2 separate regions of the Homo sapiens genome follow, and region 1 is linked to region 2. A link is an interaction called in ENCODE POLR2A ChIA-PET data of the cell type or tissue named here. Cell type or tissue: K562. All regions are shown on one strand. Links, peaks and the distances in the headings refer to the core of each region. The heading gives the core; the rest is flanking DNA. Region 1 overlaps ZNF385C (zinc finger protein 385C). Region 2 holds the start of MIR5010 (microRNA 5010).

Region 1 (11,680 bases), core at 1,768-9,767, 450 kb after region 2:
TTGCCTGGTGACCGGGAAAGAACCGCAACTTAACCGGAAACTGAGGTCGCGAGGAGGACACCAAGGGTGATGGCAAGAAGGACTTCCAGCTCCCATTAGGGGGAGAGAGGGAGTACAGGGTGAGACTCCCCCTCTACTCCCACCCACCCTAAGGAGAGGACCATTCTCCGGAGATAGGGGGCGCGACCAGATAACCCACCGTCTTTTCTTAAGAAGTTTAGAGAATCCAAAAGTTGATCCACCCCTATCAACACTGAGATGGAATAGAAGGGAAGGGGTAGGGGAGGGAAGAGCAACAATTATCTTTTGGGGGGTGCAAAAAGTACTCCTGCTCCCCCACCCTCCACCTCATTCACAGTCATTGGAGGACTTCCTGTCCCGCCCCTTCCTACCCCCAACGTGCAGAATGTCTCAGCTTCAGCAAGGGGCATGGGGGGGCCCCTGGCCAGAACACTCTGCCCCCACCCACAACTCAGGAACAGTCCCAGGAGCTCCCAACCCTCCTCCTTCTGGCTTCCAGGACTTAGGCTCCTGCCCTGACTTGGACGTGGTGACTAGTGGAAAGCAGGGAGTGGGGTTTGAGGGAGCTCCCCTTCTGGGTCCTATGGGATTGGGCAGGGAGAGCAGGAGAGCAGGCAGGAGATAAACCCGGGCTGTGCCAGGATCCTGAGCCCTGGTGCTCCTAGGAGGGGGCATGGGGCCGGCGGGTCTCCTCTGCCTGCTGAGTGTGAACAGGGCAATAGGTCAGATTTCCTGGGCTTTGCCTGGCAGCAGAGGCAAGGACAGGGGGTATGGAGACAACCATCCCACCTTACAAGCAGCTGCTCTGTGTTGCCACTATGGACCCTGCAAGGAGAGATGCAGGTTAGACAGCAAGAAGGACTTCCTTCCTGAGGGTAGGGGTCTTTGGGGGAGTGTCAGTGGCCAGCAGAGCCAGCCCCTGTCTTTGGGGGTGTCAGGAGGGACTGAGGCCCTCTGGAGGATGCAGACAACTGGGGGTGAGGACAGAGCAGACCAGGGAGGGGAGGCGGTGGGGGACAGTGACTTCATCTCTGGACCATACTGCTCCTTCACCTCCTGTGCCCTCTCTCCCTCCCTTGGAGCTGGAGTGTTGGCTTTCAGCAGCTCACTCCTGAAATCTCCAGCACCCAGAAGGCCCCAGGGGAAGGCGACAGGCTTCCTCTGTCACCACTTCAGATGGGAAGACAGACATGGTGCCTTGGGTGTGTCCAGCGGAACCCCTCACCTGGCACCTGGAGCAGCTGTTGCCTAGCCCCCGGGCCTCCTGTTCTGGCAAAGCAGGGGTGTATGTGCTGGGGTCTGGCGCAGGTGACTCCTCTGGATCCTCTGAGGGGATCTCAGGGTGTGGCCCTGGGTGACCCCAGCTCCCTGGGCCCATGGAATAGCTGGGATGGGTGCCACTCTGTGGTGGCCACACCACTAAAGAGGGCTGTTTCCCCTTCCTCGCCCTGGGGAGGTGTCAGTGCTGGGAGAGGGCAGTGGGGAGGTGGCAGGGTGGAGAAGCCAAAATGCTCATTGACGGCCCCTCAGGGACACTCAGCGGGTACCCAGGCCCAGGAGGGCTTGCACTCTGCTAGGACAGGAACAGATGAGGCTTCTCTTCTTCCAGGTGCTTCTCTCTGCAGCTGGGCTGGTAGGGAGGGCCAGGATCCCACACTCCTGCCTGTGACCCCATGAATGACTGGGATGGGGCCTGCCAGGGTCCTCACCCCCTGCCTTTGCCTCATAGAATGGAGGAGACCTGGCCCTACCTACTTGCCTCTCTTTGTGATGCTGAGCCTCAGTTGCCTCATGTGTCAAGCCTCGCAGGATTGTTCTGAGGATTCATGGAGGCGATGTTTCTGTTGTGCTCCAGGGACAACAGGCGCTTGCCACCAGGTGCACCCACCCTGCCTTTCTCCCAGGCTAAGGCAGAATCATATACCTTGGCCTCCACTGCCTTCCACCTTAGCAGTAGCGGCTCTGTGTGGCCACTGCAATTCAGCCTGCAAAGGACCTAGGAGCCCAATCCCCTCTCTTATCTATTTTATTTTATTTTTTACTTTTTTGAGATGGAGTCTCGCTCTGTCGCACAGGCTGGAGTGCAGTGGCGCGATCTCGGCTCACTGCAAGCTCCGCCTCCCGGGTTCACGCCATTCTCCTGCCTCAGCCTCCTGAGTAGTGGGACTACAGGCACCTGCCACCACGCCTGGCTAATTTTTTTGTATTTTTGGTAGAGATGGGGTTTCATCGTGTTAGCCAGGATGGTCTCGATCTCCTGACCTCATGATCCGCCCGCCTCGGCCTCCCAAAGTGCTGGGATTACAGGCGTGAGCCACCGCGCCCTGCTATTTTTTACTTATTTATTTTTTTGAGACGGAGTTTCATTGTCTCTGGGGCTGGAGTGCAGTGGTGCAATCTCGGCTCATTGCAACCTCTGCCTCCCAGGTTCAAGCAATTCTCCTGCCTCAGCCTCCCGAGTAGTTGGGATTACAGGCACTCACCACCATGTTGGCTAATTTTTGTATCTTTAGTAGAGACGGGGTTTCACCATGTTGGCCAGGCTGGTCTCAAACTCCCAGCCTCAGGTGATCCACCTGCCTTGGCCTCCCAAAGTGCTGGGATTACAGGCAAGAGCCACCACGCCTGGCCCCCTCTCTTTAAAGACAGGAAACCAAAGCCCAGCGAGGCAGGGTCTGGCCCAAGTTTGGCCGGCCAGCCAGCCTGGCCTGGTCTGGGAAGTAGGCTGGGGAGGCGGGAGGGTGGCTGTTGGCTGACATGGAGGAAAATGCCAGAGGGTAACTGGGCTTGTTAAGGGTTTGAGGAGGGAACCCTTCATGCTCTGCCAAAGGCTGGGGACAGGTCTCGAACCTTCCTCTCCGGTTACCTCTTTAGGAGAAGCAGCCTTTTCTGGAGGACTCCTTTCCCAGGCTGCAGCAGAAACAACCGTCTGCTGCCTGTTTTCTGGCCTCCACAGTCCCCTCCATTCAGCCCTCTCTGGATGGACAGGCAGGGAATCTCATCACCTCACGGTGGCCAAGGACCCCATGGAAACCCAGGGACCTCACGTGCATTTGTCACCCAACCAGAAGTGGTGGAGATGGGACCCCAGAGCCCTGCCTGCGTGCTCCCCCCAACCCACCCCCCAGCTCCACATTGATGGACACACAGGCAGACAGGCAGACAGAAACTGGGCTACACAGCTCTCCAGCACAGGTAGTGTGAGCCTGCCTCCAAGTGGGTGGCTCCCTCCCAGGGCCCAACCCCTACCCTCTCTGCAGCAGCCTCAGCCCATCTCTCAGGGAAGACAGGGAACAGAGGGAGATTTAACCAGCTTCCTGTAGAAATCCCAGACAGACAGACAGACAGATGGATGGGTACATACACGCTTTTTCTCTGCTTTCCCCTTGTCCTTCCTCCCCACCTCTTTGGCTCTGGCCCCACCTCTTTCTACCCAGGGTGTAGCCCGTCTCTGCGAGGCACAGGGCCTGATAGAGGCTGCACAACCCTGCCCCTCCCCAGAGCCCTTCTCTGAATCTGTGGCCCCCTCCCCACCCATCAGTTCAGGTCAGGATTTGGCAGGCTTTAAGGAGAGGTGGGATGGGGCAGTGGGTAAGGACTTGGGCTTTGAGTCAGACAAGCATAGGTCCAGGTCCAGCCACAGAACCTCCCAAAGCCTGTTCTCTAATCTATGCAGTGGGATAACAGGTTAATAATGGTGCTCATCTCATGGAATTGTGAAGTTTAAGAGAGATCCTGTTTGGGCATGGTGGCACATGCCGGTAATCCCAGCTACTTGGGAGGCTGGGGCAGGAGGTTCACTTGATCCCTACAAGTTTGAGGCCAGCCTGGAGCCTGGGAAACGTAGTCAAACCCTATCCCCCCCAAAAAAGAAAAAAGACCCTTTTTGTCAAACACCTGGCCCACAGTAAGCCCTCAATAAATGGGGTTGTTATTTCATAAAGAAGATGTGACGTAAGCAGCTGGGGGGCGAAGAGAAAGACAGGGAAGCCTCTATAATCAGCTCATGCATCGTCTTTCCATTTGCTTTGAAGCAAGTCCACTGCCCTGCTCTGGAACTCAGTTTCCCCATCTGCTTAAGGCAGCATGTGGACTAGGTCCTGTCCAAGTGTAGGTCCTGCTAGCGTGGGTCATGCTGGCTCTGAGTAGGGGCCAGGGTTGGGGATGCCGAGCTGCCGATGCTCAGGGCAGGGTTAGACAGACCTGTGTGCCCCCGTCACTGCCCACCCGTCCACACTTTCTGACTGGGCTCCCCTAGCTTAGCTGGGGCAGTGTGGCTCCTAAGGGAACAGCTGGGAAGGCTGGGTCAGGCAGGGCAGGCTGCAGCAGGCCCAGCAGCCTGGCTGGGGGGAACACAATTAGCCCAGAATCCAGGCGGCCCCGTGAGCCCAGAGGCTATATATCACAGAGGTTTAATCAGCTGTGTGGCAGATATTTGCTCTCTTGGGCGATGTCCCCGGCCCGCCTGTCATAAATTGCACTGAGATTTCAAAATACCCCTGTCCCCATGCTGGCGGGGCAGGCAGCTCTCCTTGGCATGGCCAGGAAAATCTCATTCCTCTGAAGCCTCCACCCGGGGAATGGGACCTCTCCCCCCACCAACACTTGCACCTAAGACCTTCTTCCTGCCTCCTCCTGCTGGGAGAGTTGGGGAGGACATGGAGAGGCAGGAGAGTCGCTGTGATGACCTCCATCTAGAGGTGAGAAGGTGCAAAATATTGGTGGGGGGCTCCATGCAGTAATGGGGCCTTCTCACAATGGCAGTGACCTCCAGTGTGCCCTCTGTGGGAAGAGCTATACCCTGGACCCGTGGTGTGGCTCCAGGAGACAGCTGCATTGCCCCTTGAGTGTGGGGACTGGGGTCTGTCATGCCCAGGGGGTACGGAGTCTTCACCTACCTTCCCACTGGATGTTTGCTGCGCCACCTGGAGGCTATCTGTGGGACTGCCGCCCAGCCACAACATCCAAACCCTAGCAGCAGGGTTTGGACCATCAAATCACCAAGCACTTATGACCACACCAGGGTGAGATCTATGGCGCGTTAGTTTGTTAGGGCTCCCATAACAAAGTGCCACAGGCTGGGTGGCACTTAAACAGTAGAAGTTTATTGTCTCAGTTCTGGATCCTAAAAGTCCAAGATCAATATGTGTCAGCAAGGCTGGGCGCAGTGGCTCATAACTGTGATCCCAGCACTTTGGGAGCCCGAGGCTGGAGGATCTATTCAGCCCAAGTGTTTGAGGTTACAGTGAGCTATGATCACACTGCTCCACTTCAGCCTGGGCAACAGAGCAAGACCCTGTCTCTCTCTCTTTTTTTTTTTTCTGAGACGGAGTCTTGCTCTGTTACCTAGGCTTGAGTGCCATGGCACGATCTCGACTCACTGCAACCTCTGCCTCCCAGGTTCAAGCAATTCTCTTGCCTCAGCCTCCTGAGTACCTGGGATTACAGGCACCCACCACCGCGCCTGGCTAATTTTTTTGTATTTTTAGTGGAGACAGAGTTTCACCATGTTGGCCAGGCTGGTCTTGAACTCCTGATCTCGTGATCCACCCACCTCGGCCTCCCAAAGTGCTGGGATTACAGGCGTGAGCCACTGCGCCCAGTCAATTTCACCTTTTCATAAGGACACCAGTCATGTATATTGGATTACGGGCCCACCCTATACCAGTCTGGCCTTATCTTAATAGCATCTGCAACGACCCTATTTCCAAATAAGGTCATATTCTGGAAGTGCTGGGGATTAGGATGTCAACATATTGAATTTTGGGGGACATAATTCAACCAATATCACATAGTGAGTCTCAGATGTTCAGTGACAGTCTCATTTCATGGTCTGGGCACAATGACACCCACACTATGGCACAGCTACACTACGACATGCACACAGAGTGAGTGACATAGATTCACCTCAACAAACGATGGGGTAACAGACATTTGCAGTGACCCAGGTACATCATGACAGACACACAGGGTGACAGACTTCACTCACAAGCTGCAAGAGACAGACACACTATGTGTTAATAACAGCTGATTGGCCGGGCACCAGTGGCTCACGCTTGTAATCCCAGCACTTTGGGAGGCCGAGGTGGGCGGATCACGAAGTCAAGAGATCGAGACCATCCTGGCCAACATTGTGAAACCCTGTCTCCACTAAAAATACAAAAATTAGCTGGGAGTGGTGGCACGCGCCTGTAGTCCCAGCTACTCGGGAGGCTGAGGCAGGAGAATCACTTGCACCCGGGAGGCAGAGGTTGCAGTGAGCCAAAATAGTGCCACTGCATTCCAGCCTGGGCAACAGTGTGAGACCCTGTCTCAAACAAAACAAAACAAAACAGACAAACAAACAAAAAACAGCTGATTTTGTAGGGCACCGAGAAGCATATTACATAGATTATAGATCAGCTCATCTAATCCCCACAATGTGTGTATGACTTAGGAACTGTTATTGATCACTCCCATTCTACAGAGGTATAGACGAAGGAACTGAGCTCAGGTCACACAGCCAGTGAGTGACAGAGCTGAGATTTGAACCCAGGTATGAATCAGCATGGAGCTCCTGCTCTTGGCTGGGCATGGTGGCTCATGCCTGTACCCCAGCACTTAGGGATGCCGAGGCGGGCAGACCACATGAGCACAGAAGTTTAAGACCAGCCTGGGCAACATAGCGAGACCCTGTCTCTATTGAAATTTTAAACATACATAAAATTTCAAAGAGCTCCTGCCCTTATCGCTGTGCTCCTCTGTTCCATCCACACACAGTCCCCACACTTGTCACGACAGACATGTTATGTGGGATCACTGCTCACAAAAAGGACAAGCAGCTTACTGAGAATGGGGGTGGCATCTGGGGACTACAGGCAGGTTTTTGGCCTTGGGCTTGTAAAATTAATTTTCCTTGTTCAGATGCGGGCTCCACTGTTGGATGTATAGTCTTGTGAAGACATTGTGACATCACTGGACTGGTCTGATCTGCAAAGTAAGCATGGGCCTCAGAACACAGGAAATGCCCTCTGGGGAGATGAGCTTGTCTGCTCAGGTTGCCATAACAAAGTACCACAGACTCAGTGGCTTCGACAGTGGAGATGTAATTTCTCACAGTTCTGGAGGCTAGAAGTCCAAGATCAAGGTGTCAGGAGGGTTCATTTCTTCAAAGGCCTCTCTTCTTGGCTTGAAGATGGTCTTCCCTCTATAACTATCTGTGTCTAAATTTCCTCTTCTTATAAAGACACCAGTCATATGAGACCCAGCGCGGTGGCTCACACCTGAAATCCCAGCGCTTTGGGAGGCTGAGGTGAGCAGATCACTTGAGGCCAGGAGTCCGAGACCAGCCTGGCCAACATGGCACTACCCCATCTCTACTAAAAAAAAATACAAAAATCAGCTGGGCATGGTGGCAGATGCTTGTAATCCCAGCTACTCAGGAGGCTGAGGCAGGAGAATTGCTTGAATCCGGGAGGCAGAGGTTGCAGTGAGCTGAGATTGTGCCACTGCACTCCAACCTGGGTGATAGAGTAAGACTCTGTCTCCCACTGGGTGCAGTGGCTCATGGCTGTAATCCCAGCACTGTGGGAGGCCAAGGTGGGAGGATCACCTGAGGTCAGGAGGTCGAGACCAGCCTGGACAACATGGCAAAACACTGTCTCTACTAAAAATACAAAAATTAGCTGGGCGTGGTGGCGGACACCTGTAGTCCCAGCTACTTGAGAGGCTGAGTTGAGGCAGGAGAATCACTTGAACCCAGGAGGTGGAGGTTGCAGTGAGCCGAGATCACACCAATGCACTACAGCCTGGGTGACACAGCGAGACTCCATCTTGAAAAAAATAAAGACACCCATCATATGAATTAGGGCCCACCGGTATGACCTCATTAACTTAATTACCTCTTTGAAGACCCCATCTCCAAATAGAGTTACTTTCTAAGGTACTGGGGGTTATTACTTCAACATATGCATTTTGAGGGGACACACTTCAGTCCATAACAGGAGAGATGGGCTCAGTATGACTCACCCAGGCCCTAGCCTTGGGGTTGCCCCAGCCTGAGGGAGGGACACAGATCTTGCTCTCAGGAAGCCCCTGTCTGAAGCAGAGGCAGGAAGCATGCACGCAGATTTCCGAGAGAAGGCAAAATTCACTGAGCAGCCCCAGAATAGAAATGGTTAGAGGCAGACAAGTCAGGCAGGGCAAGTTTCAGAGAAGTGACTTGGAAAGGAAAGACTGTCTATGGGAGATGGGGGCCTGGAGGGGCCACTTGAGGGTCCCGAAGAGACAGAAAGTGTGTGTGTGTGTGTGTGTGTGTGTGTGTGTGTGTGTGTGTGTGTATGTGCGTGTGCGCGCGTTGGGGGACAGGGCGGGGGCAGGGGCGCTGTCTTCAGCCGACCCAGGCAGCAAGGCTCAGGTCTCTACCGAAACCACCAACTGTTGCCTCGGCCTCGGTTGCCAAGACAGCAGGGGGCATCTGGAGCCACGTGGAGCAGGGGTTGGGATGGCTTCACACACTGTCACCATTTGTGAATGTCACCCTGCTGGGTGCAGGGCACAGGAAGGTTGTGTTTTTGGCTGGCGGCTGCTGCGTCTCCAGTAAGCGCCACATGCCTGGCTGTCACAGGATTGCCAGCGCTTGCTGTAGAGCTGAGAACAGGACTCTCGCTTCCTCAAATGTGACTCAGCTGGCCTTGCCACTGCCTCTCCCTCAGTGACCACCTTTCCTCCAAGACCCCAGTCCGCCTCTCTGAGATATGTTCTGCGGCCCTCCGAGTCCCCAGGTGTCTTGGCCTCCCCGTGTGTAGACATGTCGGACACCCTTCCAGAAAGTCCCAAGTTTTTTTGTTTTTGTTTTTGTTTTTTGTTTGTTTTTTCTTTCTGAAATGGAGTTTTGCTCTTGTTGTGGAAGCTGGAGTGCAATGACACCCGATCTTGGCTCACTGCAACCTCCGCCTCCCGGGTTCAAGTGATTCTCCTGCATCAGCCTCCTGAGTAGCTGGGATTACAGGCATGCGCCACCATGCCCAGCAAATTATGTATTTTTAGTAGAGACAGGGTTTCACCATGTTGGTCAGGCTGGTGTCAAACTCCTGACCTCAGGTGACCTGCCCGCCTCGGCCTCCCAAAGTGCTGGGATTACAGGCGTGAGCCACAGCCAAGAGTCCCAAGTTTTAATGCTGCTTTGCTTGAAATAGACCCCATTATGCGCCCTTCCACCATCCTCGGGCTGGGGCATTTCAGAGGGATATAGAGGATACAGAGCCCCGTGTCTCCCGGTCTTGAGCCCCTCCTGCTCTCTCTAAGAATTCGCAACCATTTGGCGTTCATTCATCTCCCTCTCTATCCACTCAGATATGAAGCGGCCACTGAGCCCACCCCCACCGGCTGAGAAGGAGACCCCCATATCTGGAGCTGCTGAGTGCCTCCCTCGGCCCCCAGAACCACCTAAGCCCAAGCGAGAAAGAAAGCGGCCATCGTACACGCTCTGTGATGTCTGCAACATCCAGCTGAACTCGGCGGCCCAGGCCCAGGTGCACTGTGGGGGGCGGGCCCACCAGAGGCGGCTTCGGCAGCTCAGCTTGGGGAAGAGCCCCTCAGGGCCAGGTCAGTGTAGAGGGGACGCTGCTCCCACAAATTTGGTTTGGGGAGTATCTCTGTCTGGGCCCCTCTGAGGGGCTCTGGGTCTGTGGCCTCCCTCCATGGGGGTCTTTGCGTCTGGGGTGCCCTCAATGGGGTCTTAGGGTCTGAAGCCTCCCCGATGCCAGCAAGTTTTATTCTGCATCTGGACAACCCTTCTGTAGGACCTCTCGGAATCTGTGGGTCCTTAGGCCGCCTCTTGGGTCTTTGTTTCTAGGGAACTCTCCCTGTGGGATCTTTTGGGATCAGGACTCCTAAGCAGCACTTCTCCAGCCTGGAGCCTCCTGGTAGCCACAGGCTTTCAGACAAGGGCCTCATCTGCGGGGTGGGGGTCCCAGGCTCCAGCTCAGGTCTGTGGTCTCTGAAGGCCAAGGTCAGCAAGGTACACAGCACTCCAACCCAGGGACAAGGGGGAGGCCCCTCTTCCTTTGGACTCCTGGCCAGGATTTCTGCTTCTCCCTAGCTGGGGTGACTTTGCAGAGGTTTGGCTATGAGCTTGGAAGGGGCAGCTGGCTGCAAGGCAGATTTCTGGGGGAAATGGGTGAATGCCTCCATGAGGGTGATTCTAGCTGACAGGTGCACAGGGGCCATAGGGAAAGTAAGAACCACCCAGGCTGCTGTTGGCAGAGCAAACAGATTCACATTCAGGCTCAGTGTGGGGAGGTGGGAAAGGCAGGAACTTACCCCTGGCTCCTGGGGGAGGCCAACAGAAACCTACCTTGCAGCCCAGGCTGGCAGTTTTGCCGGAGGCTACACTCTGACCTCAGACACCCTCTTGAGGGCTGTCTTCTCTTTTGGTGATATTCATGGGGCACCCACTGTGTCCCCCGCTCCACACACACAATCCTGTAGGCCAGAGACAAGTAAGATCCAATCTCTCTGCTTACCACCCTCCCCAAGATTGAGTGGGTCTTTTGGGTGGAGACACATGTGAAAAGGGATAAGGGTTGTGGTTGCCACATGGGACATACCCTCAGGGCACAAAGGCAAAGCTGCAGTCCCTGGGGGCAGCAGGAAAGTCTCCTGAAGGAAGAGGGGGCTGAGCCTCGGAACATGGATGAGGGGAGTAGGGGCATTACAGGCAGAGGTCACGGCATAAGCAAAGGCCAGGGTGCTCTGGTGACTGGGACCAGCTCCTCCCCACCCAATTATTTCAGGCTGGACACCAAAAGCATGACTCTGAGCAAGAGAGTATCTGACTGATGGGTGTTTCTGGAGCATATGTGTCTGTCTGGATTCGAAAGTCACTCATTGGCTGGGCATGGTGGCTCATGCCTGTAATCCTAGCACTTTGGGAGGCTGAGGCAGGTGGGTCACTTAAGGCCAGGAGTTTGAGACCAGCCTGGCCAACATGGCAAAACCCCATTTCTACTAAAAATGCAAAAATTAGCCAGGTATGGTGGCACACACCTGTAGTCCCAGCTACTCGGGAGGCTGAGGCAGACGAATCACTTGAACCCAGGAGGTGGAGGTTGCAGTGAGCCGAGATTGTGCCACTGCACTCCAGCCTGGGTGACAGAGTGAGACCCTGTCTCAAAAAAAAAAAAAAAAAAAAAAAAAAAAAAATTAACTCATTAATTCACCAAATATTTATTGACCACCTACTAGGTGTAAGCTGCTTTTGGGAGATTCATGTTTTTAAAAGACATCATATCTGCCTGTCAGGAAAAAGCTATCTAAATAAATACATATGCAGATGAGTTTGTTCCAAGATAATAACAGGCTTCCTAGAGGTGGATTCAGGGTGCCTCAAGAAGTCAGAGGAGGGGCCAGGCTCACGCCTGTAATCCCAACACTTTGGGACCCCAAAGCGGGCAGATTGCCTGAGCTCAGGAGTTCGAGACCAGCCTGGGCAACATGGCGAAACCTCATCTACTAAAAAAACAAAATATTAGCCTGGTGTGGTGGTGAGCACCTGTAGTCCCCGCTACTTGGGAGGCTGAGGCACGAGAATTGCTTGAGCCCAGGAGGTGGAGGCTGCAGTGAGCTGAGATCACACCATTGCACTCCAGCCGGGGCAACAGAGGGAGACCCTGTCTCA
Region 2 (8,000 bases), core at 1-8,000:
GGGCCCAAAGGTTACAGACTGTTTGCCAGTGGCACTGGGAGTTCCTCAGAGGCCCCTTCACTGGGGTGCAGGCTGAGGAGCACCCCCTTGAAGAAGAGCGCAACCGAATTTTCTGAGTGGGAGTAAAAGCAGTCAGCTTTCTTCCCCACATCCCCACATTCCACAGGGGTGGGCCAAGGTCCTCCAGGAAAAACAGGACTCAGGAGGGGGAGGACACAGAGCTTCCAACTGACGTTAGCTGACGGTTCCCACCAGAGCAATTCCAAACCAGGACCTGGATTCACCCACGTCCCAACACCCCACCAAAACTACTTCTCCAAGTTCCAGCTACTGAGACCACCTCTGAGGGAACGCGGTGGGGCCTAGCAGTGGGTTCCTGCTTCTCACCCACTTGTGTTAGGTTTGAATTCTTCATGTTGAATAGACTGTGTTCCCATGTGGCAAGGGTTATTTCAGAACAGCTGAAACGAGATTTACATGTCCCCTTTTCATTCAACAATACATAGCCAGAGAGTGGACAAGTCACCTGAGGGTCCCAGGCCATTACCTAGGAGTGAATGTCAGCCTTGGTAGGGTATGCTGACCCCCGACTCCAGTGAGGTGTCCAGAACTCTGACCCCCACCCCCTCCTGGCTAATCACAAAACCATTCTAATCTTCAAACTGGGCAAATGGAGCAGCAGCTTTGTTTTCAGATGCCTGTGGGGGCACCGCCCTTTTCTTGGCACCCCTCCAGTCACCTTATCTACCCATGGGGGCCCAGCAAGGAGGAAGAGGGATATATGCCTGGGAGGGGCACATCAATTGTACTGTGTGAGCAGACAGGTGGCCTCCCTGACATACTGCCCAATACTGCCCCTCCCACCAGCTGCTGCTTTAGAGACTTAGAGCGGCCAGAACTGGGACATCTTGGGTCTATCTTGAGGTCAGCCTGATTTCACCTCCTTCCGTGGCCACCCTCACCCCAACCACCCAGCACAAAGCTGGAAAGCAATTTCCCTGCTAGTCTCCCCACTCTCTCCCGCTGAACTGGGGAAATGTGTGCTTCCTGAGAAAGTACAAACATGAAGTTCCCCAGGGCAAGGGGGGCCCCATCTGCCATCCTAGGTTCTTCCTTCTTTTTGGGCATCTCCACTGCTCTGCTCAGGGAGCCTCCAAAGTCTTGCCATGCCCCAAGACACTGAAATGCACCTCTAGAATTCAACAGCTGTGAGGAGAGCCTCAGGACGCCAGATGAGTGTCTCTATCATCTCTTCCAGCTCCAGCACTTGGCAAAGGCCACCTGGTGACTCAGAGGGATTAACTGGGGCCAAAAGACATCATTCATGCCACGTAACAGGAACTCTGTTTCCTCGAGTGGGTGAAGGAGGAAGGAGTCTTGGGGCCGCTTCCCTTCCCTGGTGGGGGTTGTGACTGAGGGCAGGCAGTCTGGAAAGACAATTCTGGGCTGAGCTGTTTATGTAGCCTGTTCTGCCACTCTCTGTGCCGTTCAGGGCCTACAACACACATCTGTCTGACGGCCTGAATATCAGGGCAATGATGGCAGCCTGGAACTACATTTCAAGAGTTCTGAGTTCTCCTGGGCAGCCATTCCCTCAACTGCTCCATGCTGTCATGCCGTGGCAACACTGCATTCCTAACAAGAAGCTGGTCCCCGATTCTGTCCCTTTAATCACCACCCAATCTGTGAGTGTACAGGTAGGTGTACATCTATGTGTATGTGGAATTCGCTAGGTAAGGAGAGACCAGGTTCCTTGGAAGGTATGCCCTGGGGCAATAGTTCTGCATAAAAATCAGTTTGATGTTTACAGTGATAACTACAATCAAATCCCTGTCTCATGCCTTCTCTGAGGAAGAAAAGATGTCTAATTATGGTAGGTAAGAAGCCAAGCACACTTCATGTGGCAGGAGGGAGGAAAAGAGAGAAAACTCAGGAGACAGAATTAGCAGATTAATACATTAGCCTGCTCACTGTTTTCAAACACATCACCCCCCTTCCTATGATGCTGCATGAATCTCACACTAGTGGTTTATATGTTATCGAATCAAATGTTTTTCTTATTGTCCCCACTGAGGAGACCAGAACTTGTATAATGGGGCAGCCCTTGAATCAGGAAACAGCAGGGATAAAGTGGGAGGTATGAAGATGCCTAGGATGGATGCCAGGAAGAACAGCAGCACCATCCCTACAGCTGGTTCAGCAGCCCCAGAGGCTCCACCCCTGGTAAGAGGGCCACAGCTCAGAACGCCTCCTGCAGTCCTGGGCCACAGGGAAGATCCAGGCATCCTGGACGCACAGCCGCATTTTGCCAGGAGGGGGCGCACAAGCACCAATTTCATTCACTTCTGTTTTAGTGGTGGGGGAGGCGCCCCACTCGTGTCACGGGAACAGCCCTCCAAAGACGAGATTCTGGAAGTTGCACAAAGGAGGTTTGCACTGTTTTTTCCTCTCCTACCCAATACTCCTATTGCCAAAATAAATACGACATATATGGGGAGGCTGTTCCTTGCAAACAGCACCTGAGGGCATTCTGATGGTATCCTCTGCCTCCTCTGGGGTCTTCTCTCACTCTAGACAGGCTAAAAGCAGTCTTTTTATGGGGGACCCCAGGCAGACACCCTCTCTCTAGGGCATCCCAGGTTTTTTTGTTGTTGTTGTTGTTGTTGTTGTTTTGAGACGGAGTCTCGGTCTGTCGCCCAGGTTGCAGTGCAGTGGCGCGATCTTGGCTCACTGCAACCTCCATCTCCTGGGTTCAAGCGATTCTCTTGCCTCAGCCTCCCGAGTAGCTGGGATTACAGGCGCCCACCATCACGCCCAGCTAATGTTTGCATTTTTAGTAGAGATGGGGTTTCACCATGTTGTCCAGGCTGGTCTCGAACTCCTGACCTCAGGTGATCTGCCTGCCTCAGCCTCCCAGAATGCTGGGATTATAGGTGTGAGCCATCGCACCCAGTAAGGGCATCCCACTTTTAAGCAGAGCAGCCACTACCCATCCTAGAGCACCTGCTTTTGCTGTGGCAGCACTTGGTGTGTGCATTACTTCCTACTTGCTCACAGTAATCTTGGCAGTGAATGTTCTGCTCAGGTTCCCTGCCTGGTGTGACAGTGCTGGAATTCCAACCCAGGTCGCCCAATTCCGGAGCCTGCTGTCCTGCCACTCATCACTTCAGTTCAGGGGGACCTGGGAAGACACGGGGAGGCCACAGGTGAGCCTGAGGAGGAAGCAATCTTCTGGCAACAAAATGAGGCTCAAGCCCAGGCGGCCTTGCTCTGCAACAGTGCCTTGCTCCCGCCCTGCCCAGGGAGATGACCGGCTACCCACGTGGGCTGGAATCAAGGTGAGGTGGTCACTGTTCCCTCAAACCCAGGGCTCAAGAGACAGGAGTGAAAAGAAAAGAAAGGAGGCCAAGGGGCAAGAAAAAGTGAGTCCTCAGAGGTTCTCGTGCACTGAGGAGGGCTGAGGAAGTGTGCTTGCGGGGGTCGGCTGATAAGCTTAGAACAGGGAGGCCAGCCAGATGAGCTGGGTGGGGAGGAGGGAGGCCAGGAGGGAGAGAGCCAGGCCAGAGGAAGCCAGGTCTACTGACGCAGCAGGGCTTTTGAAGAAGAGTGCACCCTAGCCACGTCTTGCCCTTCCATGCCTCACTCTCCGCCCATCATTCAGAAAAACCCACAGCTGAATCTTTGAGGAGGCTCAGGGGTCACCCAGCCATGAGAATAATCAAAGATAAAGGGGAGTGGGGAATGAGTTTCTCAGGTTCAGATGCTGGATTTTCTTCAGGTTTTGAGAACGAAGAGAGACATTCATAGTCCTCTTCTGGCCTTGAGATCATGAACACCACAGAGCATCCCATCCAGGGGCCTCTAAGGCACACCAGTGAGTCAGACCCCTATGCTTGTAAAACAGGAGAAGTGTGTGAGTGCTCCTCTGGGGAGAGGGGCCAGAACTTCCAGAGACATTGGGGTTTTGAGACCCCCAAAAAGAGAATCACAACATAAAGGAGAAAATAGAGACCCAAAGAAGTGGAGTCTGAGGTGGAACAGCCACAGAAAATACAGACTGCCCCAGTTTTTAGTATAAGCATATCCCATGCACATTTGGGAAATACTCATACTAAAAAAATTATTTGTTGTTTATGTGAAATACACCCTGTATTTTTATTTTTTGAGACCGAGTTTCACTCTTGTTGCCCAGGCTGGAGTACAATGGCGCGATCTTGGCTCAATGCAACCTCCACTTCCTGGGTTCAAGCGATTCTCCTGCCTCAGCCTCCCAAGTAGCTGAGATTCCAGGCATGCACCACCATGCCCGGCTAATGTTTTTGTATTTTTAGTAGAGACAGCGTTTCTCCATGTTGGTCAGGCTGGTCTCGAACTCCCCACCTCAGGTGATCCACCCGCCTCGGCCTCCCAAAGTGCTGGGATTACAGGAGTGAACCACCGTGCCTGGCCCCCAACCCCTCCCCTATTTTTTTTTTTTTTTTTTTGAGACAGAGTCTCGCTCTGTTGCCCAGGCTGGAGTGCAGTGGCACAATCTCAGCTCACTGCAACCCCTGCCTCCTGGGTTTAAGAGATTCTTTCCTGCCTCAGCCTCCTGAGTAGCTGGGATTACAGGCACGTGCCACCACACCTGGCTAATTTTTGTATATTTAGTAGAGACGGGGTTTTACCATGTTGGCCAGGCTGGTCTCGAATTCCTGACCTCAGGTGATTCACCTGCCTTAGCCTCCCAAAGTGCTAGGATTACAGGCATGAGCCACCGTGCCCAGCCAAACTGTACTTTTATGTGCTACATCTGGCAACGCTGGTTTGAGGTGGTCACAGCCCAGACCACACCCCCGCTCTCCCAGTCCCAGAGGCTGAACTCATGCTCTCTCCACACACAGCCATTAAGAGTCACAAGCTTCATTAAAGAAAACAAACAGAACCACCCCAAACCTGCCCATGTGAAGAAGCTGCGTGAGTGTACCGACCTCCACCCTATAGAGCCAGGAATCCCTCCGGTCCACAATGGAGCTGCCAGGGGTCCAACTCAAAGACCCCTGGCACAATGACAGAACAAAGAGGATAAAGCTGGGGTGCAGCGTGTTCTAGCCTTTCCTGCACTTAACATACATTCCAGAGCTGCTTCCACTGTTCTGAAGACAGAAGAGTTACACATCAGAGAGAAAACCAGAAACCCTAAGACCCCAGCAGCCCCTTTAAGCCAAAATCAGGAGCACTGGGGACAGCTAAAGGCAGGGAGCGGGACCTGACACCACTCACCAGGGACATCTCCCTAGAGCCTAGGGAAGGCTGAGCTGTGCTTTTCTGTGACCATTTTCCGAAACTCTGTGGCAATGCCGGTGCTGGGGTGTCCTGAGGTGAAGCTAGTGCAGGGCCAGCTCATCTTTCCTGCACAGAGCTGCAGGGCTGTGTGTGGGAGAAAAGCTGCCCTCTCACCGCAGCTAAGGACACATCCACCCCCATGCCCGCCCTGCCCCACTGCCCCTCACCAGTGTAAGCGCAGTGCGTGGAGAAAGGCCGAGAGGCCCTCCATGATCAGGAGGATGGCCACGGTCAGGGTGGCAAAGGCAGTGAAGAAGAAGAACAGCACCAAACCTCCCGCCAAGCTCTTCACGCTCAGGCCGATGTGGATCACCATGGTCCAAAGCACCTCAGACAGCTCTGGGGAATGGGAGACACAAAATCCAGTGCAGTTTGGCAAGAGGCAGCTGTAGGCCATGAATTTTGCTCTGCCATCCCCCTGCTCTAGGGTTCCCTGGATCCTGGCTTCCCACTGCCTTAGTGGGACCACCATGCAGAGCTAACCTGGCACAAGTGCTGAGCCTCCTGTCTGTACTCATTCTCCTTGGGTTCAGGAACCTGAATAATTCCAGAACCTTCATGTAATTTCCATTTGACTTAAGCCCCCCAACTGACAGTGCGCCCACAGAGGGGGAAACTAGAGTTCCGGAGCCCGGAGAGAGGTACTCACGCGCATGAGCGAGGCTGAGGGCCCAGAGCCGCAAGTAGGAGGCAGTGTTGGAGATGCAGCCCAGGCAGTACTCGATGGTGTGGATGGCCTGGTGGACCATGGTGTCCCCAAAGTCAAACTGTCGTGGGAGGAAACCAGAGAGAAGATATAAGGCTAGGAGGGGAACGTGCAGGCATTCTGAGTTGTGGCTACTTGGCGCTTTGAACCTGGGCCAGGGCAGGGGACTGCACTTCCCATGGATGGCACCTCAACTCTGGAGGGGCCAGAAGCACCCAGTGTTGAGCTCAGGTGGTGATTTCGGCAATGCCTTCCCCAAAAATCCTGCCTGACTTAGCCCTCACCTGGGACACCTCCATTCCCCTCAATACATTACATTTTAATTAACTACATCTTAATAAGATTCTTTTCAACACATTTGTTCTTCTCCCTCTGGGGCTCTGTGCTCAAGAGAGGAGTGTGTGCTGAGTTGACGGCACTCTGTTGAGAAAGTGACTGTCTGGGTCTGGGACCCTAAGGACCTGCAGGAGGGCAGGAAGGGATTTTCCCCAGAGTGCGCTTCAGGAGACAGACTCTCAACCCGGACACTGTCCTGAGAAGACTAGGCCTCTATGGCCACTTTACTTATTCTTTTTACAGCCTTTTGGGAGCAAGATAACCTTCTTTTTCTTTTGTGACTTCTAAAGAGATTACACGGTGAATTTTTTTTTCCCTACATGATTTCACCACCATGCACAGGGAAATCCTGACAAAGTTTACAAATTTCCACATGGGTTAAGGCCAAACAGCATATCTGTTTGGGTTAAGACTAAATAGCATATCTCCAGTTTCTTGTTTGTTTTCGTTTTCCTCAAGCTCCCTTTGTCCCAGTTTTCCTTTCAATACCAAGAATTATTTCCAGAATAAAGGAATGGGCTGGAACAAGCTCTTGGGAGTGAACTTTCAGGTTTGCTCCAAGCACAGTCAGGGGTGAATGTGGGCTTCTGAATTTGGTATATTCTGGAAGCCCCAGGTACTTTCCCTGGGCCTCTCTGTCAAGCTGACCAAAGACCAGGAGGCGCTCCCTTATGGGGCTTCCCCCCGCAGAGCCCAGACCAGAATCTTCTGAGCTTTCAGACACTCCTGAGGGCTCAGTGGCCTCCCCATCGGCCCCTGCCCTCAGGTCAGGGTCTATTTTTCACCGCAGTTCCTTTCAAAACCCACGTGATTCCACTCCCAAAGGACACCAGAAATGCCTTGGGAAATCACTGAGAACATGGGGATGGGAGAAAGTGGCTTGGCTGGTAAAGCCACAACAGCCCAGGCCACAGGGGTGCAGCCAGCGTGGAGGGGGCTGGCTCCACCATGCCATCTCTGGGCGAACGTCTGCTTCTCCCTCACCTCTGTCGACACCTAGCCTATTTCTGGGCTTTTCTTCCGGAACAGGCTCTTCAAGCTTCCTTACTTACCCTGAAAACTAGGGTAATCCTAGTTCCCTGAGTTCCCTAAATCCCAACACCGTGGTTAAGAGCTCTTTCCTACCACTGCTGGCTGCCGCCCCAGGGCCCGCATTGAGAGGAAGAAGTCCATGGCTCCCAGGAGTGCTGATCTCTACTCCTATGGGCTGGGAGGGCAGTGACCACTGGGCTCCCTTACAGCCAATCCCTTCAGTGTTTTTATTCTACCTCAAGTTTCTCCCACCGAATAAACTGCAGGACAGGAGAGAAGCCTCGCTTCCAGGCCTTACCCTTGCCTTCTCTCCTTCATTCCCAGCTTCCTGCAGGTGTTCTCAGGAGAAGCAAGGACTGGGTGAGAAATCCAGCTCAGCACTTATGAGTCTGCCACTCAGCACACGCCCGTATCAATCGGCCATGACCAACCATGAATCGCTGCAGAGTCCCTGTCCACATCTTCTGCCTCAGTTTCCTCTCTGCCCAGCCAGTCCTCACCCTACTGCACCCTGGCTTCCACCTTCACTCCTCCACAAAATGCCTCTACTTAGTAAGGTCACCCTAACCTCCCAGTTGTTACTTTTTTTTTTGAGACGGAG

The links. Peaks named below come from ENCODE experiments on the same cell type or tissue, not always from the same donor. Only the 100,000 strongest peaks of a DNase experiment are listed, where the experiment ranks them.
Region 1: POLR2A ChIA-PET joins it to region 2 with 6 read pairs; 1 of 35 experiments calls an interaction of 5 or more read pairs at or near these places.

The regions. Positions count from the first base shown.
Region 1 is chr17:42,060,733-42,072,412 of GRCh38, reverse strand. ZNF385C (zinc finger protein 385C) reads left to right here. Exons shown (of 9, transcript NM_001392013.1): 2 at 9,355-9,606. The coding sequence starts at 9,357. Among named protein-coding and RNA genes, the nearest start is that of C17orf113, 16 kb to the right of the region's middle. RefSeq lists enhancers at 13-986, 3,892-4,392, 9,777-10,367 and silencers at 4,868-5,162, 8,294-8,393, 8,388-8,682. In K562, for the core only: CTCF peaks have their summits at 4,957 (motif pointing left) and 8,463 (motif pointing right); a DNase peak (open chromatin) is centred at 4,922; H3K27me3 peaks cover 195 bases.
Region 2 is chr17:42,511,953-42,519,952 of GRCh38, reverse strand. It overlaps ATP6V0A1 (ATPase H+ transporting V0 subunit a1), which reads right to left. Exons shown (of 22, transcript NM_001130021.3): 20 at 5,975-6,092; 21 at 5,493-5,664. It overlaps MIR5010 (microRNA 5010), which reads right to left and starts at 5,765; the gene lies at 5,646-5,765. RefSeq lists a silencer at 2,354-2,403 and an enhancer at 2,847-3,346. In K562, for the core only: a CTCF peak has its summit at 2,299 (motif pointing right); DNase peaks (open chromatin) are centred at 762, 1,322, 2,272 and 3,522.